Linked DNA regions of Mus musculus: all the other regions are linked to region 1. Evidence: chromatin loops called from intact Hi-C (ENCODE). Cell type or tissue: left cerebral cortex. All regions are shown on one strand. Region 1 holds the start of Apbb2 (amyloid beta (A4) precursor protein-binding, family B, member 2). Region 2 overlaps Apbb2 (amyloid beta (A4) precursor protein-binding, family B, member 2). Region 3 overlaps Apbb2 (amyloid beta (A4) precursor protein-binding, family B, member 2).

Region 1 (8,000 bases):
ACCAACAGAAACCCCAAACCAACAACAAAAAGGAAAAGATAAAAAAAAAACAGCTGGAAGTGGTGGCACAAATCTATAATCTCAGAACTCAGGAAGCTGAAGCAGGAGGATTGCCATTAGTTTAAGGCCAGTCCAGGCTTCAAAGTGAGACTTTTTCTCAACAAACAAACACAAAAACAAACAATCATAAACACATAGATAAGAGTAAAATTATGAATGCTACATGTCTCAGCCTCCTCAGTGCGGAGATTACCATCTTACATAAGCAAAGACGTCATAAGCGTTTTCTCTCTATGTGTGGTTTTCCGTGTAAGGGCACAGGCACAAGCACCTGGTGGCAGACCTGTAATGCTAGCTCTCTAGAACCGGAGGAAGGAGAACCAGGAGTCCAAGGCTAGCCTCAGCTACATAGTGAGTTCGAGGTCAGCCTGACCAGCATAAGACCTTGTCTTAAAACAAACCCCCAAAACTAACAAACCTCTCACCAGCCTTTAGCACATGCTCAGTAAAACTAGCTGTCCTGTATCCAGCACCTTGTGATGCTTTCTGACTTGGCTCCTCTGTTTTTTGACATTTTTCTCCACTCTTCTTTGCTTATGAAGAAGGTATTCTCTCAGATCTCTAAATGTCAGATCACTCCCAATAGAAATATACAGATCCACCAAGATAAAAAGTTAGCATTCCCTCCCCCCCTCCCCCCCACCAGGGTCTTACTAGGAAGCCCTTGCTAGTCTGAAGCTGGTTATACAGGCAAGGCTAGTCTCTGACTCACAGAGATCTCCTGCCTCTGTCTCCTCAGTGCTGGGATTAAAGTTATGGCAGCCACACCAAGCTTTAGCTTTTAGTTTCCATACTGGAAATGTATTTGGAATTATTACTAAAGCAAATGAGGACTCAGATATTTTGTTTCGATCATTAAATTTCCCCGGGTTTCACCTTAAACAGCTCTTACAACAGATGACCAAATAAAAGTACTTTTAGCCCTAAATGTCGGCACAAAACACCTTTCTAAATATTTATTTGTTTGTTTGTTTGTTTATACACTCTTACTCTCTCCAGACACATCAGAAGAGGGAATTGGATTTCATTACAGGTGGTGGGAATTAAACTCAGAACCCCTAGAAGAGCAGTCAGCGCTCTTAACCACTGAGCCATCTCTCCAGCCCCCCACCCCCACCCCCAAACACTTCTTGATGCCACACAAAACCCTTTTGCCATTTGACTGACATACTTAGTGCCTAGTGTTGGTCTATCTTAGCAGTGGTTCAATTGGTTGTTGGTCAAGGATGTTCAAAGCTTAATGGACTTCCTAAGAAGAAACCAGTAACAGGGTCTCCTTTGGTTTATACATTTAACTTGTGAATTCAAAACCAGCAGTGGTGGTGGCTGCACTGGTTTGAGTGGATTGGGAATCCACTCCTGGCTGAGGCAGGAGTTCCCTATCCAGTGCCACTCAGGTTTGCTTTTGTTCTTTTTGACAGTAAAGTCCAGGCTAGTCTTGAATTCACTGTCCTCCTGCCTCAGCCTCTGTGGTGCTGACACAATAGATCGATTTGTCTTCTTTAAGGAAGCCATTGATATCTCTGGGGTATGAAGTAAAGAGCATACAGAATCTAAAGACTTGGTGTAGCGTTGGTTTTATAACATTCTTGTAAGTGTTCTTTCCACTAAAATTCCCTGAAACACCCATACCTCCACTTAGTAGGGCTTTTGATCTTATGGGAATTTACAGGAGGTAATTTTTAATGTGCTGGACCCATTGTTTACTTGATACTTGATAAAAACAAGTGCTCAGGATATTCTTGGAATAGTTCATTTCCTAAGAAAACAGTTCGTGTGTGCGTCAGCACTAAGGGGAAAAAACCCAACATCACAATAGCTATCAAAATTGCATAAGGTGGTAAAATGAGAAATGATTTTCTTTGTGATCTTAAACGATGAGGTATAGGGAAGCCAATTACTTATTTATAACTTGAGTGTGTGGTGCCAGGCATTCTCCAGCCCAGCTAAGGCGCGGTTACATACTTAGCTAGCCAGGGAACCTGGCAATCCATTCCACCTTAAACCGTCCCTTTCAGGAACAGAGAAGAAATTATGGATAGGATGCAGGAAGGAAGCAAAGAAGAGTTCAAAACCAGTGTTCCAGTCCCGTCAGTCCTCCCTGGAAATAACCGAGGGAGTTTCCTCCAACAACTGCAGGATGCTCTGTAGCCGGCCCCTCACAATCGGGACATCTAAGTATTCAGCTGGCAAGGAGGTGACTTCCCGACTCCTCCCGCAGGCCGCCAAGGGAATGAGCCTAGGAAGCAGGCGACCGGGCTGGGACGCAGAGGCGGGAGCAGGCAAGGAAGCGTTTCCGCGGTGATCCTGGAGACCCTGCCGGTTTCCGGAAGGGTGATTGCATCAGGTGTGGAGCAGGGCGCCTCCTCCGCCCAACCTGGAGCCCACCGCGCCTGCGCGCCCCGCCCCGCCGCCGCGGCTGACTCCAGCGCGGGTTTTCCTGCGCGTCCGAGTAGACCGCCTGGAGGGGGCAGGCGCGGTTCGACCCGGGAGCCCGGGAGAATCGGGTGGTAGGGTAGGCTCTGGACGTTGGCGGGCTGGGAGATCAAGGTGCAAGTTGGTGTGGTAGCCTGCTGAGATCGCCGCGATGAAGGATTCGCAGGGTGGGCTTGGGTTCATTTCCTCCTCTGTCTGGGCTTGAAGGACACAGTAGCCTGTGTCTCAAGGCCCTCTACAGTTTGCTTTTCCCAAGTTGGCATTTGAACCCTGGTTTTTGACTCTTCATGGTTCGCAGGATTCGTTGGGCCAGTCTTGGGATGCAGAGGTTCAGTTCCAAGAGTGAACCTGCATAGATTTATGGAGATTTTTCTGTAGCAGTACTATTGGCCTTCCGCGGAGTCTGAGGGAAATATTGATTATAGAAGAGGCTATAGATTACAAGAGACCACCAACACACGGCGTTCTCTCCATTCCTGATAACCCAACACTTTTACATGTCAACACCTTGTGTATGGAGATGGCAGAAATGGCATTTCATAGAAACTATTCAATGGACGTCAGTTACTGCTGGGCTGTAAACATGAAGGCAGGGGCTGCGATTTGCTTACAGGTCTTAGTAAGGGGATCTTGTGGAACCTCAATAAACTCATGCTGTGTGAAGAAAAAAAGGAATAATGCCCATCTTCACTGTAGGGAGGATGAGTCTGAGTTTATTATCTGATTGAGGAGTGCGTTGTCAAAGAGCCATTACTTAGTAGTTATAATTATTTTCAGAATTACCTTTCTAGAGGAGATGGTAGGTAGCATGGTCTGTGTATAGCAGAGTCCCCATGACTAGTCCTCGGATGGCAACCGCATCAGTACCTGGGATTTGATACTTACAGGCGCTTGTGCAGCACGGCACAACGACTCATCCAACCCCTGGAAACGCGCCTAGCATGCTGCTTCAGCAACCTTCCCAGATGAGTCTGACTTAGGCATCAGTTTAACACCCCTTGGCTTGATGGAGAAACAAATCAAGGACTTCCAGGTGCCTGCAGTAAATCCACTTAATGCCTAACGAACAGGTAGCAAGTAGATAATGCTTTTCCTTGTTCGCAGGCATATTTCTTGCATGGCGTTATCTCGCTGTGATTTTCCAGGGCAGGAATGTTCCTGTGTGGCATATGTCTAGCCATGGGGGATGAAGGAGGCAGAAGGCAGGAGAAAGTTTCACCTTTTAACATTCAGTTAGCCTGGAAGGCTGTGGACAGCTCTCATCTTGGGGTATTTTTCCATTCTACAGGAACGCAGACGCGTGAGAGAAGAGTTTCCCAAACTGCCTTTTGGTGCAGACAGACGCTAGGCCACCTGGAGGGGATACCCGGGCTGCCCCGCAACCCCCAGCCTCTGGGTGTCACCCTGGCGCCCCTTGCCTCCCTGCTGTGCCGCAGCTCGGCCGCCTCCACCTGCAGGGGTCGCCCTGGGAGCGCGGCCCGCCCCCTTCCGCCGCGGCCTCCGCCCCCGGCCCCGCCTTGCTGGGTTCGCCCGGCTCCGCCAGGCCCCTCCAAGCCTTTCCTCGCGCAGCCGCCGCCAAAGCCTGGAGAAGTGGAATCTCGCTGCCGCTGCTCCCTGCGCGGGCCTCGCGGAGCCGCACTGGGCATGCTCAGTCGCCGGAGCCAGTGCTGCTCTAAGTAGGAAGCTCGCGTGCTGCAGCCCGCAGCTGATCCGGGTGCTCAGCGGACTGCGAGACCTGGGAGCCGGGTCCGGAGCCGATCGAACGCCGCGCAGCGCTGGTGAGCCCCGCTTCCTTCCATGCCTTCAGCCCGGGGATCCGAGGGATGGCCCGGAGTGCGCCGGGGGTGCCGGGCAGCCGGCGAGCTTGGCTGCTTGTGCCCTCGCGGCTGCTGCTCGGTTTCTGGCGGTCACCGCCGGTCGCCCAGCCGCAGCCCCAGCTGCAGCAGCTGCCGTCGCATCTGCAGCAGGCGTCCGCTGCGGAGTCCCGCTCGCCCCGCGCCCGCGCTGCAGGGCCGGCGCTCTGGCTGCGGGCTCGCTCCGTCACTCCCATTACTCCCTCACTCCCACCCAGAGCTGGGGTTCGGCAGGGCCGGGCGAGGACACCGGGTCGCAGGGCTGTGCCCGGGCGGAGACTGCGGAGGGCAAAGTGCGGGTGGGCGCGGGCGACCGGTAGCGCACGCCCCCTTGCCCTGGGGCCGGCCTGCCTGCCGGGCGGCGCGCTCTTGCGGGAGACTCAGAGACCTGGCCAGCGTCTCCCGGGGTGCAGAGAACCCAGCTCTGCAGAAAGGAGGAGAGGGCAAAGTTCCTGTCCCCTCTGCAACGCCGAGAGCGTTTTTAACTAGAAAATGGCTGTGTGCCGAGGGCCGGATCAGGGAAGCCGGTCATCGGGGTCCCGAACGCCCCACTGCTGCTCCCTGGGAGGAATGGTGGCTCAGACGCCAGAAATGACATTTGTGCGACGAAAACTAGCTGGGCGGAGGGAGGATGCGGGAGTCCCGTAGAAACAATGATAGGTAGTCTCTCCATTGATGGAGAGGTCTGAAAACAGGAGGTCAGGCCCCAAAGGCCAAGGGAGTGTGGGGCATAAAGAAAAAAAAAAGCTGGAGAAATCAGATGAAGAATTGGGACCGTTTTGTAGCAAGATTCTGCACAGCCACGACTGTTCTGATCGCTTGGGGATGGACTGAGTGATTTGAGAGGGCTCACATGAAGAGAGAATTAGGTCAGTGTCTGAAGCCCAGAGGGCTCTTAGAGGGAGCAGTTTTAAAAAGTCTTGTCCCTGACTTTGCTTTGTGCTCAGTGTCTTAAATGAAAGTCATAAAACGATAACAACAATATCATTTTGATATCAAGAAATAAACTTTGTGAGGCTGGCCCTTTTTGTTATTTGTTTCTTCATTTTACCGATTTCAGAATAAATTATGACAGCTGGTCTGTTGTTTTAGGATTTGGTACCTTAAATCTAAATTTTCTTTCTTGTTATGATACTACAGATCCTTCCCTGAAATGGCCATGGTAGTAGTACCTGAATTCTTATGGCTGACCTTGCGGAGACAGGACTCTGGGAGGGGGCATTTCTTTATGAAGTTAGGCTTTGTCTTGTTTCAGGGTTTCTCCGAATTTGGAGAGTCTTAACAGAATCTTAGAAATGGCATCTGTTTGGGAAGATAGTATTTGTCCTGAGGATGGGCACCCCCCCACCCCCAAGGCAGGCAGAAATGTGGTGGGAACAAGGGTGGCTGGGGTGGGGAGTGGTCCCATCTGTGGAGTGTGGGGGTGGGGTAGGGGATGTCGCAGATGCAAGAGGTCTGCCACTGTCCTTTTGAACTTGTTATGTTAGGTTTGTAGATACCTTCGGAAAGTTCCCAGAAACAGAAAGCCATGTGCCAGGCTTTGAGAAAGGACTCAGGTTGGGACCCTAAGGACTCAGGTTGGGACCCTATTCTGGTTCAAGTGTGGTTGCTGTCCTCTGACACTGTTACTTCTTCCCCAAATGGATACTTTAAACTATTCACCTTTAAGGAGCTGGGTAGAATCCTGCAGTCTGAACCTTTGTAAAGAGGTAGTTGAAAGCTGGAAGAGCTATAATGTAACAGAGTAATACTTTACATTAGTTTCAGTAATATGAACACAGGCTACAACATTATCTCGGAAAAGACAAATATTACAAGAACACATGTGCAAACAATATTTTAGAACAGTTATTTTGTATGTCATGTTTCTATTTTCTGAGGGCTTTTCCTGCCAGAGGAGAAACAGCAAACAAATATTGGATTCTTTTTCTGTTGGAGCAGGAACCAACACTTGAAACCCTTCCCATGAGTACTAGAATTGTGTTCTTCTTGTTGCTTACCCTGATTAGTGGCTATCTAAATTTATCTAAGAAAAATGGAATCTTACTATCTTTCTATCCACAACTTTAAAATAGACAGTACCTTTGTGATATAATTCCTTATGTATCCCAGAGACATACCACAGTGTTTTATAGCTACTCGCTACACTAACGGGAATGAGTTTTAGAAAAACATTGTATTAAGTTATTATTGATTATGTGGATGATACTTTCCTTGCCTGGGTTAAGAAATCTAGGATCTGATCAATGGCTGTTTCCTGACAAAACTGATATTCCGCTCTTTACATGCAGTGTCTTGTATGTGATGTATGTGGGCATGCCTGCATATGTGCGTGTACTTGTCATATGCACATTCGATGGTCAGAGGATGCTTTGGTGTCGGTCCTGCTAACCTTCACCGTTTTTGAGGCCAAGTTTGGCCTTTATTGTTGACTGTTCTGCATACTAGGCTAACTGGCCTTGAGAACCTTGGAGGAAAATCCTGTCTTTACCTTTTCATCTTGCAGAAGGAATACTGTATTATCATGCCGGGCTTTAATGAAGGTCTTGGGGAGTTAAACCAGGCCCTCAGCTTTACAGGGCAAGTACTCTGCCAATGGAGCCATCTCCCTATCTTCTCATGTTTCCTTTGCTTATGGTACGTTGACATAAATGCCACCCACCCAAGGAAAACCCCTTTATGAGGTGGAGACTTCAGACCCCAATAACAATCTCACTGTGAAGTTTCCTCTCATAGGAGGAGAATATTTCAATGTGTCCCATTACTATTCCCTAAGCATTCTCGCATTCTCTTCTGAGACATCTTTGATTTGTTGTTTAGGATTAGGTCTGAGTAGAAGAGCGTGCCTTGCGAGTGACTGGAATGCTTGTAAGAAGCCTCTGTCCCGAGTTTTAAAACCTGCTTTGTGTTTATTTATTTTCAGTGGTGTTGTAGTACTAGCAAAAAAGAATTAAATCTAGGGATGATAAGCCAGAATTGCCCATCAAGTGTCATTGGTGCACACTATGCGTAATAACATGTGTCAGTGGTGTGCTTTGTAGCTGTAATGGCTTGTCTGAGGCAGAGTGGCAGGCTCCATCATTAAGGGTCTGGTAGGATGTGATAGAAAGCTCACCAAGCAGCAACTCCAACGGCTTTGCTCCTGTACCCTGCTCCTCCGTTAGTCCAGCTCACTCTGTGACCTGGAGAAGTTAGTTCACTTCCTGGAAGCTCAGTAGAATGAGATTTGCAATAGGATATGCCCTCTGGTTGGTTTACTGAGTCCTTGGCCTGGTCCAGAGGCCTATAATACAGCCATTCAAGGAGGGAGGGGTTCATTTAGCACATAGTTCTGAAAAGGAAGGGCGAGTTCCTCTGCTGGGGAAGGAAGGCTTGGCATAGAACTTAGCTAAGGCTGATTTTGTACATCTCAGAGCCTGTCCTGCCCTCGGTTTGCCTTAACACCCTTCCTTCTTGGTCAGTTCCTGCCTCCCATTGAGTTTTTCTTTTACTACAAAATAATTGTTATCACTGAACTCTGAACCTGTGTTCTACTGGGTAGGAGGCAGAGCCGGTATTAGGCTTGGCTATCAGACTTTGGAATTTTTTTTTTTTTTTAGCATCCTCTGAAGAGAGACTTTCTGCTTTTAGGCTCCCAGCCCATGTAGAAGA
Region 2 (8,000 bases), 190 kb after region 1:
TTATATATTCATTTTGTAGCCAAGATTCCTTAGAATCTTGAAGGGACATGGTTTGGCTGATATGAGGTGGGGTGGTTTGAAATTGAGTGAAAGTTCTTATAGGGTAGATCTTGCTCTGTTACTTGACCTCCATGGAGGAGACCAGCCCTGGGGCATCCTGGTATCCCCAGTGTCTTTGGACAATAGCTACCACCCAGGCAGCCTGAGAGCAGTAACCACAGACCTTTGTGAAGCAGAATTTCTTTTCACAATGTGTTTACATGTTGCCAAGCACCACAAAGGCTTAATTATCTGTGTTAATGGTGGAGAATATTCATGTGGAAAGTGGAAACACAGCAATTCTTCTTCAGCTCCCCTATCAACATCAGTCAGTATTACATTCTGCATCCAAATTGGAAATCTCTTCCTTGGCAAAATATAGCACTAGAAACAAGTTGCTTGGGCTGGCCATGCCTCATCTATAAAGGGTCGTGCAAGGGAGACTGTTACTTGAAACTTTACATTGATTTATTTATTGTGTGCACCTGCCTCTGTGTGTGTGTGTGTGTGTGTGTGTGTGTGTGTGTGTGTGTGTGTATGTGTGTGTGTGTGTGTGTGTGTGTGACAGTGTGTGTCATGGTCAGGGGTGAGCTTTCGGGAGTTGGTTCTCTCCTACTCTGTGGGCTTTAGAATCAAACTCTGGTCTTCAGGTTTGCTGGCAAGCGGTTTTACTGCTGGATCTGCTTGTAAATGTCGTGTACAGAAGGTTGTGATGAAAAATGCCTGTGCCCTGGGCCTCAGTCTTAGAGATTCAGATTTGTAGAGCCCAAGGAATGTTCCTTGTTAATAAATTAAGCTGAGGCTGATGGTACTCTGTTGTAGTTTGAGAACAGAATCAGAGCTCTCTTTTAGTTATAAAGAGCCTGTGAGATGAGATGCAGTCGAGGAAAAAGCCCCAGGTTGATAAAGAGCCCCCCTTTTGGACTGCCTGTCCTGGTTAGTTTCTTTTGACACAAGCAAGGGTCTTCTTGGTAGAGGGAACCTCGGTTGATAAAATGCCTCTGTAAAATGTTTGTAGGCAAACCGATGGGTGTTTCCTTCATTGATGATTGATGTGGAAGGGCCCAACCCACCGTGAGTGCTGCCACCCCTGGGTAGGTGGAACCTAGTTGTATAAAGAGCTAAGCAAGCCAGTAAGCAGCACTCCTTCATGGTTTATGCTTCAGTTCTTACACACACACACACCTACACCCCATTCCTGCCTTGGTTTCCCTCAATTATGGACTATGGGCTGTAGAATAAAATGGCCCTTTCTTCCCCAAGTTGCTCTTAATCGTGGTGTCCATCATAACAACAGAAAGCTAAGGCAGTTTGAATTCCATCTGTGTCTGTCTGCTGCCTCCTTCTCCTGTTGGAAGGAGTGCCTCTGCTTTCCGCCCATAGGGCATCTTTAGTTAGGCCAGGCTCACCCTGGAGAAGCCTCTCCCATGGACTCCCAAGTTAGGCAAAGAAAGGACTCAAGTGATTATGCAAAAATTCTTTCACTTTATGTTATAACATAATCACAGGATATTACTCAGTTCTTGCCCATGTTCAGAAGAAAAAAAAAGCTATTCTGAGCATGGAAATTGGGAGGATTCTGCCTGTGTGTTCAAGGATGTATATTGTAAATTAAGTATCAGGTCTTGATTTTATATTTTAAGAGGTGTGTGTGTGTGTGTGTGTGTGTGTGTGTGTGTGTACATGTGAGTACACTCGAAAACCAGAAGAGGACATTGGATCCCCCTGTTAACTGGAGTTACAAGTTGTCAGCCTCCTAAGGTGGTTGCTGGAACCAAACTCAGACCATCTGCAAGACCAGCAAGTGCTCTTAACCAGAGCTATCTCTTCAGTCCCAAATTTTATTTTTTTTTAAATTGATTTACAACTCTATAAAAAAACCTAACATCTGGGAAATTAATTTAAATGGTACGGATTCTAATGTGCAACTTTATTTTTAATTTTCGTTCATTCACTCATTCAGAAATGTGGTTAGCAGAGCAAAGTCTATTGCCTCATTCCTTTGGAAATTTAAAACTAAAAGGCACTAGAAAACTCTAGAGCTCCCCACTCTCCCAGGAACCTGCACTCAGGACGAAGTGAGAACCCATCCTGACAGCCCCCAGTCACGAGGCAGAGAAAGCCGGGTTGGCTGCTGGCTGCTTTCCCAGGCACTTTCTGCCTTTTTTCCCCCCCTCTATAGCTCTTAAATTTTTTAAAGATGTGCTCCAAATATTCAAATTACTAAATCCAGGGCTCATTTTGAATTAATGAGTAATTTTCTTATTTGCCGTTATCGTCTTGAATCAGAGCATCTTCTTTCTAATATGTTATGAATTAGTTACTGAGTGAAATGGAATCTTGGATAAAATGAGATTTTTTGTTATTGTTGTTTACGCATGAGCATAAAATCTCAGTAATCTTCATAATGGCAAACACAGTCAAGAGTCGTAGAGCTGTGGGTGATGTAGGGACCAGAGAAAGCTGGCGTGATTCAGCTGCCTTTCAAAAAGCCCTTTCTGTAGTTGACAGTTGGATTGATACCCATTAGGTAATTTTCTATGCTTTTTCCCAATGGGAAGCATTCATTGATGCTTGGTAGTTTAAAAAAAAAAACAAAAACACAACTCAAGTATAGATGTGACTGACTAGTTATGCATTTCTTTTGGAGTAAAGTCTTTCCCTGACAAGGCAGTGCTTTTTATATAGTGTTTGGTCTCCAAGCCTCCAGCGGACAGATTTAGATCCACCCTACGTGATGGTTCTTGCCAAATGTAAATCTCGGTGGGTAATGGTCAAGAGTGTCCAGATGTCCTCCCCCAGCCGGTGTGACTAGGATGAGGTAGCATTTGTTCCAGCCTCTGGGCTGACGCAAGGTGAAGCACACCCTTGCTGACTTCATTACACCCCTGTGGTAGTTGTCAAGGCAGAATTAAGGTCTAGGTCCCGAAGTTTGATACAGTTGCAGCAATAAGCCATTCCTGCCTACCTTTCTGCCGTCTTCTGCATCAGTACTTTGTTACAGGTATAAAAGATAGCATCTTTCTTAGGTGCTTATGAGAATGTCTGGACCATTCTGCCACTCTTCTACCCGGAGCCTCTTACTGTGCGTCTCATTGCCACCGCACCCTCCAGTGTCCGGAGCATGCTGCTGTGCTTTCTCTTTCGTGTTAGGTGGGGTGCATGTGCATAGCTGTTTTACCTCCATCAGAACATAGGCTGTTGGTGGCTAAGGACATCATGGCCAGTCTTTGTGGTGATCTCATTCATTCATTTATTAAATGACTGAGATGGTCTCATGTATCCCAGGCTGCTCTCAGACTCACCAAGGGTGACCTTTGACTTCTGATTTCACCTGCTGGTCTATCAGGCGAGAAGCAACACACTTGGTATAAAGGGTGATGTGAATTGAGCCTAAGGCTTTATGCATGTCGGGATTAGAGGCATGAGCTGTCACGCCCCACTCAAAGACTTGAAAATGAAGTTTTATCATTCCTTTGGGACGAGATTATTACGAAAACTGTCAGCAGCCATAAGACATATAAACTAATGAAAAACTAATTTAAGGACATTTTCATTTTTATTATAACCACCATCATTCTTTCTGTCCTCTATAAAACTCAGTTGCATGGAGTTAGCAATCAATAAAAATTTACTAAAATTAGACTTTAATTCTAAATTATTAGTTAGGCCTAGGAAAACAATAATGCAGACTACAAAGAAAATCAGTTGAGGTACACTGCCGGTAGTCATTTAAATATCTGTGAGGGCTGTAGCAAGCGCTAGTCTGAGGTTAGACCTCACCTCGGGACTGAGAAGCTATCTCGCTCTGGGTGCACGACGTTTCTGATGTATGTGATGTCATACTTAGATGTCCTTGACACTAATAAGCCCCACGTGCCCTTAAAAATATGCTGAGTTCATTGTAATTCAGACTGTTTATCCAGCAGCGCTTATTAAGAACACAGCAAAAGACACACCGGATGTTGAACACCTCTGCACCCCATTCCCTGGTGAACGGTTCCCATTTGGAGGTTTGGGGACTGTTTCCTTTCCTCAGATGGCTGGGCTGGCCGTTTCATCTGTGTGTGTGGACGAAGTTAGACAGAAGTTAGATCTCACTGCATTCCATACCATTCTGTTCTGTTACCTGAATTAACATCCAAGCCCCAGAAATGTGACTCACGGCCTAATTGTGACCACCCTCACCTAGTAGGTTCATGGGCTGCTTAGCGGTCTTAGGGGCTCTGTGATCGTAGATGCTAAGTGTATGTAGCTACCCTGGCATTCGGAGACATTTCTACTGTTTAAAACTTCGGAGATTTTACAGTAGTAATATTTCCCAGGCATCCCAAACTAAATAATAATATGCATTGGCTAATTGAATGTTGAAACAGAACCCTGCCCCCTAGTGTCAGGTGAAGAACTAGCATCTTGGCTAATTTTCTTACTGAGTGGTAAACTGTGCCTTTCATATTACAGTGAGCACCATTTAAAACTGCTTTTGAGTCTCTCCTATGAAGATGGATTATCTTTGCATTCAGCACTGCCTTCCTATGGTCCAATCATTTAGAATCAAAGTCTAATTTTAGTAAATTTTTATTGGTTGCTAACTCCACACAACTGAGTTTTATAGAGGACAGAAAGAATGATGGTGGTTATAATAGAAATGAAAATACCCTTAGAATTAGGTTTTCATTAGTTTATATGAGTCTTATGACTGCTGACAGTTTTCCTAGTAATCTTGTCCCAAAGGAATGATAAAACTTTGTTTTTAAGTCTTTGAGCTGGGCATAGTGACTCATGCCTCCAATCCCTGCACCCAGAAGGTGGAGCCAGAAAGATCAGGAACTCAAGGCCATCCTAAGCTGCATTGCAACTTCAAGACCAGCCTACCCTACCCATGGAGTCCCAAACAAGGGAAGAAAACCAAGAAGGGAGAGCAAGAACCCCGAAATGCAGTCTTTCGAATAACTTATATTTCCTGATTGGGTTAAGCAAGGATGCATATATTCACAGGAGTCCCTAGAGTCTGGACCGTTCACGTTTTAACAACGTCAAGAGTCTGCTCCCTGGTTTGTGAAGGACAAGGCTTTCAGAGGGAGGAGGAGGAAGTGGCCTTTATTTCATCCTTCACTTAGATTGCCTAGCCTGAGAGTCATCTCACCCGTAGGACCCCTCACCGTCAGGCTCTCCCTTCTAGGCTAACTGAAGACCTAAGGCTGTGTGAGGGGGAGCATATGGCACGTTTCACACAGGGCTCAGATAAAGGAAGGTATTTTTCAATCCTTATTTAACAGATGCATAGAACATAGAAACTGTACATATTTATGAGACACAAGGTAACCTGTCAATAAATGTAAACATTGCATAATGTTTGAATTTTTCTTTGCCTAAAACAATTAGCATTTATATATGGGGAAAAGCATTCAAACAAAATTTTTAAGCTTTCTGCAGTCTACCCTGGATTATCCGTGATCACTGTATGAACAGCAGCAGACCAGAGTATTTTACTCCTCCCTAGTTATAACTCAGCACTGTTGAGCACCCTTGGGACCACTGTTGCTGCCAACCCTGAAGACGCCTGTTTTAGTTAGGGTTTTAGTGCTGTGAACAGACACTATGAGCAAGGCAACTCTTATAAGGACAACATTTACTTGGGGCTGACTTACAGGTTCAGAGGTTCAATCCATTATCATCAAGAAAGGAACATGGCAGCATCCCCCTCATGGTGCAGGAGGAGCTGAGAGTTCTACATCTTCATCTGAAGGCTGCTAGTGGAAGATACTAGACAGCTAGGAGTTGGGTATTCAAGCCCATACCCACAGTGACACACCTGCTCCAACAAGGCCATAGCTCCCAATAGTGCCACTCCCTGGGCCAAGCATATACAAACCACCACAACGCGTATCAGTAACAGGTACCATGTTCCAAGTACTGTGCTAGAAGTAACGTCCACGAGGGCTACAGCCTCAAGGAGCTACAGTTCTACTGGAAGAGTCTGACAGTATTTAAACGTATGGTCAGACACTGTTAGCAGTGATCACTTACTGTTCAACATAGAAAGCCACTGTGGTGCGGAAAATAGGCAGAATTAGACCAGTGGAGGGAAGCTGAAGGAAGGCCAGAAGCCTTTAGAGAAACCAGGGGAGAGGTCTCCTTGGCTGTGTTCTGAAACACATTTACTTAGGGATGTGAGAGCCTCAACCCCTCATCAGCCTGGCCTGGCCTAGGAAGGTAGCAGCTCCTCCCTCTTGGCGCTGTGTCTGTCCTCAGACCTCCTGAAATCCAGGATCATCAAAATGAGAAGCAAGGTCATCCAGGGCCAGTTAAAGCAGCATGCCAAAGCTATGTCTAATCAGTGGACGCCCAGAGGTATTGACAAGAGGGTGTGGAGAGAATTCAAGGGCTAGAGCCTGGTAGACATTGATCATAGAAACGAGAAAACAAAAGTCCTATGCCCAAAGGAACTGGAGGTGCTGCTGATATACAAGTTTTAGGGAACTACGATAGCCCAGGCTGTTTCTTCTAAGAATAACAGGGGTGTTTGGAAATAATAAACGCAGCTGCCCACCAAAGCCATCATTCTCAGTACTGGGATATTTGGGGGCGGGGGGGGGGTGCGGATGAGGAACCTCTAAGCCCTTTTCAGTCTCACTGTCATTTGGACACATTTATAACCCAGTTTCATAAGTGTCACAGACAGGATGGAGCAGGTGAGAGGAAAGTGAGTGGTAGAAGAAAGGATGGAGAGAACGTGTGCTTATCAGGAAGGGGATAGCCCAGCTTTGGACCAGGTGGAGAGAAAGGCACCGAGCGCTGACCTTGAGAACTTTGAGAACACAGCCATTAGCAGTGCTACAGACAAACAGTTGTGGTAGCAGTTGGTATTTGGGGTGATAGCCTCTCTAGAAAGAGACCTGATTAGCTTTGAGTCTATCGATAAGCAGAGGAATGAGCCCCCCAGCTTCAGTGTACAAATCCACCAATGTTGACGCGTAAAGTTGTTCCAGCCTCGGGAGCACTGGAGTTTCCTGGGGGCAGGGATCCTGTTATCGCATTCATATTATGTAACCTCAGAAACGAGCTGGAGGGACGGCGCAGCGTAGTGAACTGTTCACTGTGCTCAGGCCACGCTGGGAGATTTGTTTCTCCTTGGTTCGTGGAGACACTGGCTTTGGAGATGACTGTAGGCAGACTGCGCGCAACCTTCCTAACACCCCGATGGCTACGCACCTGGTGGCTTTTAAAATTCTGATTGATATAATAAAACCACCAGGCTCTCCTTTCATTTATTGATTTAGAGGTCTGTTTGAGCATGCATATATTGTATCTGCTGTGTAATTAGACCTGGGCAGAAAAAAAGGTAAAAATGTATTATGGTAACTGGTTCTCCCTACACTCAAACAATTCTGGATATAAGTATTCTCAGACCTAGTAATTATTGTTAGTGTCGAATTGTTACAGTGTTGAATTATATCCTCCAAAAAGTTATGTTGGATCCCTAGTACCTATGAGTCTGACCTTATTGTGATAGTATAGGTTCAGCCAAGTTAAAATAAAGTGTTTAGATGGGCCCTAATCCAGAGAAAGGCAAGGCCAGGAACATGGCTCACTTGGTAAAGTACCTGTTGCACCAACAAGAGGATCTGAGTTTAGTTTTCACATAAGTAGCCACGCGTGGCAGCTCATGCCCGTTATCCCAGCATGAGAAGGTGGGGCGAGAAGGATCCCTGGGACTTGTTAGCCCACTAATCTTGCCAAAACAGCCAGCCTCAGGTCCAGCAAGAGATCTCTGTCTCAAAAATAATGTGGAAAGTGGTTGAGTGAGATATCTAACGGCACCCCCTGGCAGAGAGGGTGCAACCACATGAAGGTGGAGGATGATGGCTACAGAAAGACAAAGCAGGACTGAGCTACCGGTCATCAGTACAGGTCAGGGCTGCCCGGAAGTGACGGGGCAAAGGAGACATCTCCCTCGG
Region 3 (8,000 bases), 130 kb after region 1:
AGACTGTGTATTAGTCAGAGTTCTCTAGAGTTACAGAACTTATACAGTAAGAGAATTTGTTGATGACTTACAGTCTGCAGTTCAACTCCCAGCAATGGTCAGCAGCAGCTGTGAATTAAAGTCCAGGGATCTAGCAGTTGCTCAGTCCCAACAAGGCAAGCAGTCAAAGGAGAGAGTAAATCTTCCTTCTTCTAGTGTCCTTATGTAGTCTCCAGCAGAAGGTGTAGCCCAGATTAAAGGTGTGGGCCACCATGCCTTTAATCCCAGATGACCTTGAAAGCAGAGATCTTCCTGTCTTTATCTTCTGGGATTCATAGCCACTATGCCTCAAGATCTCCATGACAAGATAGACCCAGAAACTTCTATCTCCCAGCCTCCAGATTGGGATCACTGGTGAGAATTGGAAGCAATTCTGGATTGTAGTTCATTCCAGCTTTAGTCAAGTTGACAACCAGGAATAGCCACTACAGACTGGAAGGATCAAACTACTTTCTCACAGTCAAGGAAAACAACAACAACATCACAAAGACAAAAATAAAACCCGGTCACATACATAGTGCTACTAAGCCACCCCTCAGGTTTGTAAGCTCAGTTACTGAGGTCCTCTCCAGATGAATACTACAGTGATCTGTGCGATGTGTGAGAAGTGCTCCGGTCAGATCTGCGATGCCTTGGGCCTTATGTGTTAAAAGGGAACTGGAGTAGAATTGCATGCATATCAGGACAGACACACAGCTCGCACCTGGGATGAGTTTTCGAGGTGGTGAGGCTCGATGCTCTCCTCACTTCCTAGCCTGTGGTCCCCACGGGTGGAAGCCACGCAGGCTGCTGAGGATGAGCATCTGGGAGGAGAGGCACCACACCCCTAGAATGATGGTCCCGGCCTTCAGAAGGGTAGCACAGCAGGCAGACTGATGTAGCCTCCACGCCCTGGTCCTTTGTTTGCTCAGAATCTTTGTGCCTACCTGTTTCCTATTTAAAGAGCATCTTTCTATAATTTCTGAGACCCATCTTGTACTGTTTATTTATGAATTAATAAAACCTCTCTTTTATATAAAATGAATGTAGTTGAATGCAATTTATACTTGTCCTTTGAGTCAGTGAGGAGTAAGATGGCCGGGCTGTTTCTGTTCTCACCCTTTAATTGGCCTTCTTAGCTCTTAGTTGGGAAAATTATTCAGTCATGTACAGGTTTATTGATTCATTTCACGTTTATGGCGTGCTAAATGTCTTCCGTGCTCCAGGGATACAAAAAATGAATGGCGGGGGTGACCAGTTAGTGGCTTCTGCTGGCTTTGGTAACCAGCTCTGAGGTGACTTGATCACCATGATGAGCCCATGGTTCTATGAGACTGTCACTCCAGTGGTGGCCCAGATCTCATTCCTGTATAGAAATGCAAACCTTTACAACAGCTCCAGGGCTTCGGAGATCATAGAGGCCGCCGGGAGACTGCACATCTGCTCTTCAAGGTGTTTTGCTGTGTTCGGTTTCTAATGAGCATTCCTGCTTCCCCCATTCCCAGGGTTTATTCCAGTAGCTGTGTTGCCCCGTGCTATTCCTAACCCTCCCGGGAGCAGCCTGAAGTAGGAATGTGTATGTTTTGAGACACTGGGCTTATGAGGCTCCTGCAGGTGCCACTGTCTACCCTGCCCCCGCTCTCCACCCTTTCCCCAGTTCTTCCTTCCTGCTTTTATCTGCTAGTGTCAGCCTGTTGCTGCTTAGGTTGGTTATGCTTTTATGGCGGCTCACAGACAGACAGACAGACAGACAGACCGGCAGTCGGTGAGCAGTGCCCAAGGCTTTGCTCACTGAAACTGTGAGCCCTGCAAACATGGAAACATTGGCACCCCAAGCCCAAGGTTGTCTTTGGAACAACTTTCTTCTCCATCCTTCACCCATGCACTGCCTTAGTTCTGCCAGTAAATGTGCTTCCCTGTGTCGATACCCACAGGCATGTGTGTTTGTTTGCCTTTAAACAGGGTTCCATGGTTTTCTTTTGGGGGTGGGGCAGGGGTCGCATACCAGAGACCAATCATGACACCGTCTGTGTCCTCAAGTGTTAACTTGCTGCCTCATGCTTGACCGGGAACTGTACCAAGTGCTTTCTCTCTTTTCTCTTTTGCTCTATGTATGGTGTGTGTGTGTGTGTGTAGGGGCCAGAGGAGGACACTGAAATTCTTCCTCTATGTTCTCTCTCTGTGTCTGTGTCTATGCCTCTCTGTCTTTCTCTGCCACAGGGGCTTTTGATGAACCTGAAGCTTACTGTTTTGACTAGGCTAAGCTGTTGGACCAGTTAGCTCCTGGGATCTGCCCATCTCTGGGATTGCTCCACCCGCCCCCACTCCAACCCCCTGTTTGCAGGCACATGAGGCCTTACCTAGGTTTTATGCGGCCTCTGGGGGTTTGAACTCAGGCCCTCTGGCTTTCACCCCACATGCTTTTACCAATGACCCATCTCTCCAGCCCATTGTCTGCCATGTCTTCTCAAGCATGATGATGTCATTTGCTGTCTCCTGTAATATTCCAACGCTGCTGGGAACGTGGTCTGACCCCATTTACCTTTATGCTACATTATCAGAGGGTGTGGGTTTTGTTTTGTTTTGTTTCAGAGCTAGCCCCTTCATCTGAACACCTGTCCACTTTCCTGCTTCTGGGGGTCTAGTTCATTCTTTTTTCCCTCTGGTTCTCAGTGTCCTTCTCTGCGGATCCCATCTGTCGGCACTTCACTCCTTCCAAAATGGCCTGTCCCCATCCATGCTCTTCCCTTACTCTGTTGATGCTCTCCTCTGTCTCCTCCATGCCACGAACTCAGTCCTCTGTCAAGGTGCCCAGTGACTTTTCAAATGTCAGAAACCAAGAGTATTTTTCATCTTTACCTTCATTCTCTTTTGTATCCCTTGGTACTTTTCCTAGGTTGTCATTGTTTCTTTATTTGTTTCCTATAAGATTGTGGTCAGCTTCCTGGTCTGCCAGTGCCAGTGTCTGTCTCTTGGCACTAACCATGAAGTCTTCTCTCTGCCCACAACCCTTCAGCAAGTCTCTGACAGTGTCTCTGCCTCTCTATGAATGCTTTTTTACTCTTTTGTATCTTGTTCTGTCTTCTTCCCTAGGCCTTGAGTCTTCAACACCTCAGGTTTTAATGCTGTTGACTGATCTCTTTTTGGTCTACCTGTTCCTTCTATGGTATTCTATACCTCAGATCTACTACTGTTGGTCCTCATGTAGTTGTTCAAATGGTTCTCAACCTGGGGGTCTTAACCCCTGGGGGATGTTAAATGACCCTTTCACAGGCCTTGCATATCAGAGATCCTGCATATCAGTCTTTACATTACAGTTCACAAGAGCAGCAAAATTACAGTTATGAAGTAGCAATGACAATAATTTTATGGTTGGGGGTCAACCACAACATGAGGAACTGTATTAAAGGGTGGCGAAGTTAGGATGGATGAGAACCACTCATCCGGATGTTTCCAGATGCTAATTTGTCTCAACTTTCCCCTGCTCCCTTATACTGTCTCAGTCTCTGCCCTGCCTCTGTGTCTGGATGTTGTCACGAGCAGGCTGGCCTCAATACTCTACTGTTTCCACCCCGCCCATTTGGATCCATCCAGAGAGAGTAATGTATCTAAAACCCACATCTGATGCAGACTTACCTGTCTGCACCCAGGTCTAGTCAGAGATCTCTGAGAGAGGTACAGAGTTGCCAGGTGACTCCAGTCTTCTTTTCTCCCTGGCCTGAGAACACAGGATTACTCTAGAGTGAGGCTAAGAACAATAAGCCACATTGTGGCTTCTCCCCCACTGCCTCTTCCATCCTCTGTCACCCACCAAGCTTACCTAACCCCAGCCCAGCCTTAGACTTGTCAGTCACCCCTTGTTCCTGGATGCCTTCATTCCCTGACCTCTTCTTGTCTGGGCTGGAGGCCTCTGCTGGATGGCAGTCAAATCCTTCCACCCACCCACTGCCCTACAGAGCCCATTCTGAGCAAGTCTCTCAGCCCAGTGGACCACTCTCCCTAGAAATAGAGACACTGTTTTATTCATTTTGTAGCTGACAGCTTGGCTTCGAGTAAGGATGCAGCCTGTGCTTTTGATAGTAAGTTAATTTGATGTCCACAAAAACGTGTAAAAACGCTCAGTGCGTATGTGTTACCTTTAGAAGGGAACACAGAAGGGCCTTCTATACAGAGTGGGCTTGATGTGTTCAGAAGGGCTGTTCTTCTTTTTTAATCACTTTGGCATGTAGCCTCTCCACTTCAGTAAATTTTCCTTCTTTTTTTTTGAGTTTTTGGAGTGTTGTTGGCAGGATGTGAGTTCAGGAGTCATGACAAAGGGCCGAGCTGGTACCGTCCTTGCCGTTCAATAAGAAGATGCAGAGTGATAAGGCCAGTGCTGAACTTGCTGGACTTTATACCCCGGCCAGGAATTCTTAGGGGCACACTCTTTTGTCACAGTTACTGCAGGGGCCACATGTCACCCTCTGCAGGCTCCATGCCTGCCTGCAGGGAACAGAGTGATTTCTTCCCGCATGTGACCATGAATAATTCATAAACATGGTTATCTGGAAGGCAGTGGTGGTCATCATTAGCATTTTAATGAAAAAAGATGTGATGATTATCCTAAGACTGTTTTATTTCTATCTTTTTTTTTTTGTCCTCTCCCTCAACAGCTAGCCCTCTCTCTGTTTCTGGAGTCCTTGGGAGTTCCTGAGTCCCCCACTCACACGCTGACTGTCGCTATGGGCAGAAGGTACCCAGAGGCTCGAGGGTGTCCAAGCAGCTCATGTACGTATGTCACCACGCGTGTCACCACGCATGCATGCCTTTCTATCTCCTCCTCTTCTCTCTTTCCCACTATCCTCCCTTCCTCCCCCTTCCCATCTCTCTTCTCGTCCTTTCTCTTCTCTCGTTGTAGAATATCACAGGGCACTAGCCTGGAGAGCGCTTATAAGATATACACGAGAATATTTAGAAATACAGAATATTTTGTTCTGTGCTGTTTTCATATCAGATAGTAAAAAAGAAAAAAACCTGTTATCTAAATTAGTACTTTTGTAATCAAGTAGTCCTATAATACCAGATGACTCTTGTGTTTCAATGTATTCATTCATACATAGCCTTTAAAATAATTTCCCCCTTTATGTCACAATGTATGACACATTTAAAACAATAGGAATGCTACAAATTCAAAGCATTTCCCAGTGACACCGTTTTACTTCCATTTAGAAAAGACCCACTGTGGTCCTAGAGAGGCTCGGTCTGCCTTTGTTTTGTGAGCTTTGGGCAGAGTGGCTTGGCTCTTGACCCATCGCTCCCTGGACATGGCCCCTCTGTCTTTCAATACTGGAACTCACACACCAGGTTTTGGGAAGTGTTGTGGCTGCTCTTCTGATGTTCCCTACCCCTTGATTAAGGCGACACGAGAAGGTATCGCCTCCCATCTAGAGTCTCTCCCTTTGTGGATGCCCTCGACTGTCATACCTTCTACTTCCTTTGGTCTTCCAGCTGTGTGGATAATTCATTTTATTTTTTATTACTTCCCTATGGATTCTCTAGAATAGTGGCCTCAGGTCAGGGATGTGTTGGGATGCCTCCCCTCCACATTGCTCCTATAGTGATATTTACCTTCATGGTGTAACTTCATGTCTTCCTACAGCTTGGGTTTTGTTAGAAACCTCTTCGAGTGCTTGGGTAGCAAACCTAGGCATCAGAATGGGTGGTGTTTTAGTAGCTATGGAAATGGGCTGTCCATCAAGTGGCTAAGGTTCCCATCAGCCACTCACAGAGAAGCCAGCAGCACTAGGCAAACAGCTATCTTTACAAACGCTGCTGTTGCCGGAGAGCTGGCTCAGGGGTCAAGTAGCTGTTCTTCTACAGGACCTGGGTTTGCTCTACAGCACCCACATGGTGGCTCATAAGCATCTGTGACTGCAAGTCCAGGGGATCCTTGTCCTCCTCTGGCCTCTGATGATACCAAACACACATGCAGTGCACATGCATGCAGGCGAAGCACCCGTAGACATGAGATAAGCCAAAGTAAAACGAGCTGCTTTCCCAAGGAGCATTGCCAGGGTAACATGTACCTGGGTGCTGGAGAGGGAGTCAGATACACTGTGGCCGATGTGATGGGAGCCCAGGGTAGATTTCTGTATTTTTAAACTTCAACATTTTAAGTGGTTATGTAAGTATCTATGTAATCTCTATTTTGTCTCTTGGCCCTTAAAACTTAAATGATCCGTGATTTTGCTGGGAGGCAGGGACTCCCTGGGCCTTCTGTAAGGGAAATGAAAAGCATCTACCACACTTGATCCACTCTTGCCTTGATAGAAACTGACTTTTTTTTTTTTAACCTTGGCCCACAAAAATGTTAATTTCACGTGGTCCACCCAAAAATGTTATTAGAGGAGATTCTTTTTTCAGTATGGCAACAGTTCTGTTGCTTGGGCTCTGGGGAAAGTGGAAGAAACAAATCCATACACGAGACTCTTGCCTGTGGGCATGCTCGTTTTCCCACCATCTGGGAATAGATGCACCTCCTGCCAGGTATGTGATTTTTCTAGAGCGCACTATAGGACTCCGAGTTACAAGACCCGCACTGCCTGTGACTTTCAAGGAAGTACTTCTTTCTCTTCTGATATGTTTCCTACCAATTGCTCTCCTGGAGAACACTGCCCCTCCCTCTCTTTTACTGGGTCACAAGTGTCTAGCTGGCTTCCCAGTAAAGATAGCTTCCAATTGCTGTCCCAAGGCATCTGCTGAAATGCTCACTTGCATCTGTTTGTGATGGAAGGAGAGTATGTGGTCCCTTTTCTAGGGTTATATGCCACCGGGAACTGCCCTTCTTTGGGCAGTCCTAGGCAGTGGCTCTCACCTTGTTTCCATCTCTGTCTTACGCCAGGCTTAGGACTTCCCCTTGTAGTAATGTACCTACCCTTTGTCCTTTGTCCACCCACTATATTGGCATTCATTCTGTGCCCTCCCTGGAATGACGCTCTGACATTTTGATAACCTGCTAACACCCTGCTCGCTTCAGGATACAGAAGAGTGACCCTGTCTTTCCCTGAGAGCTTCATGGTTTCTCACCTGGAAGTCCAGATTCTTATAGCTCCACTCAGGAGGTTTGATCCCTCTAGAAACTGGTACCCTGGTTTCTTCTTGTTTGGGATGGATGTGTATGCGTTTACAGACCTTGACACAAAGTATTCATTTCCTCCTGTCTTCCCAGACCAAGGATAGCATTTTGTCTACTACAGATGCTCAGGTCATTATGATGTAGGAGTGAGGCCTGGATAATATCCACTGTACTTAGCAGGCCCCATGGAACCTTCCCAGAGCCAGCTCCCAGGAAGGAGCCCGTTCAGGCAAGGGTAGCAGTCAGGGCTCAGATGGAGTGCTAACTCTTCTCTCCCCAACTCCATTCTCACTTCAGGAGGGAAGTTTGCTCTTAAGCATGGCTTCTTCACGTGAAATCATAGCAGATACAGATAAATAGTGGAGTTCTATGCTATACCAGACACTGCCCTGTAACCAATAGGAAGTGTCTTACTCTAAGTTAGTGAAATGTTGAAAAGTTCCTCTTGGTTCCTATTTCATACATGGGGAAGAACTTAGACTTGCTGGCTTGTCAGAGCAGAGTGGCAGTTTGAGTCTAGGCTTTCTGGTCCCTTTCCCCTTCCATCTTTCTTTTCTCTTACAGGCTGCCTGATGCATGACATTCACTAAGTTAGGTGACATCTCCTTGACCCGGGCCAGAGTAGCCTGAGAGGTTTAGCAGGAATGGTGGCTGACATCTGCCTCGCATTCCTTTCTATCTCTGACTAAAACCTAGTGAGCTCCGGTACCCAGGAGTACTCTCCACACAGCTTATAGAGAAAGAGGAACAGCCATGAACCACACCATAATACATGCCCCGAATAAGGGTTTCACAAAGAAAATGAAAACCTTAAAGAGGGAGTAAGAACTTCACAATGCTACAACCCAAAAGATAACTTTTAAACGCT

What was found. Peaks named below come from ENCODE experiments on the same cell type or tissue, not always from the same donor. Only the 100,000 strongest peaks of a DNase experiment are listed, where the experiment ranks them.
Region 2: it touches region 1 in a loop (5-fold over the local background); 16 of 42 quality-filtered maps call a loop at or near these places.
Region 3: it touches region 1 in a loop (2.7-fold over the local background); 3 of 42 quality-filtered maps call a loop at or near these places.

Annotation. Positions count from the first base shown.
Region 1 is chr5:66,614,842-66,622,841 of GRCm38, reverse strand. It overlaps Apbb2 (amyloid beta (A4) precursor protein-binding, family B, member 2), which reads left to right and starts at 4,025. Exons shown (of 17, transcript NM_001201413.1): 1 at 4,025-4,274. In left cerebral cortex, CTCF peaks have their summits at 2,497 (motif pointing right) and 3,936; DNase peaks (open chromatin) are centred at 2,422, 4,079, 4,649 and 4,920; H3K4me3 peaks cover 3,770 bases; H3K27ac peaks cover 3,803 bases.
Region 2 is chr5:66,420,533-66,428,532 of GRCm38, reverse strand. The region is part of intron 5 of Apbb2 (amyloid beta (A4) precursor protein-binding, family B, member 2); the gene reads left to right. Among named protein-coding and RNA genes, the nearest start is that of Gm52775, 79 kb to the left of the region's middle. In left cerebral cortex, CTCF peaks have their summits at 348 and 4,415 (motif pointing left); DNase peaks (open chromatin) are centred at 260, 2,795 and 4,437; H3K27ac peaks cover 246 bases.
Region 3 is chr5:66,488,843-66,496,842 of GRCm38, reverse strand. Apbb2 (amyloid beta (A4) precursor protein-binding, family B, member 2) reads left to right here. Exons shown (of 17, transcript NM_001201413.1): 3 at 4,671-4,785. Among named protein-coding and RNA genes, the nearest start is that of Gm52775, 11 kb to the left of the region's middle. In left cerebral cortex, no CTCF peak of the experiment used is centred here; a DNase peak (open chromatin) is centred at 4,099.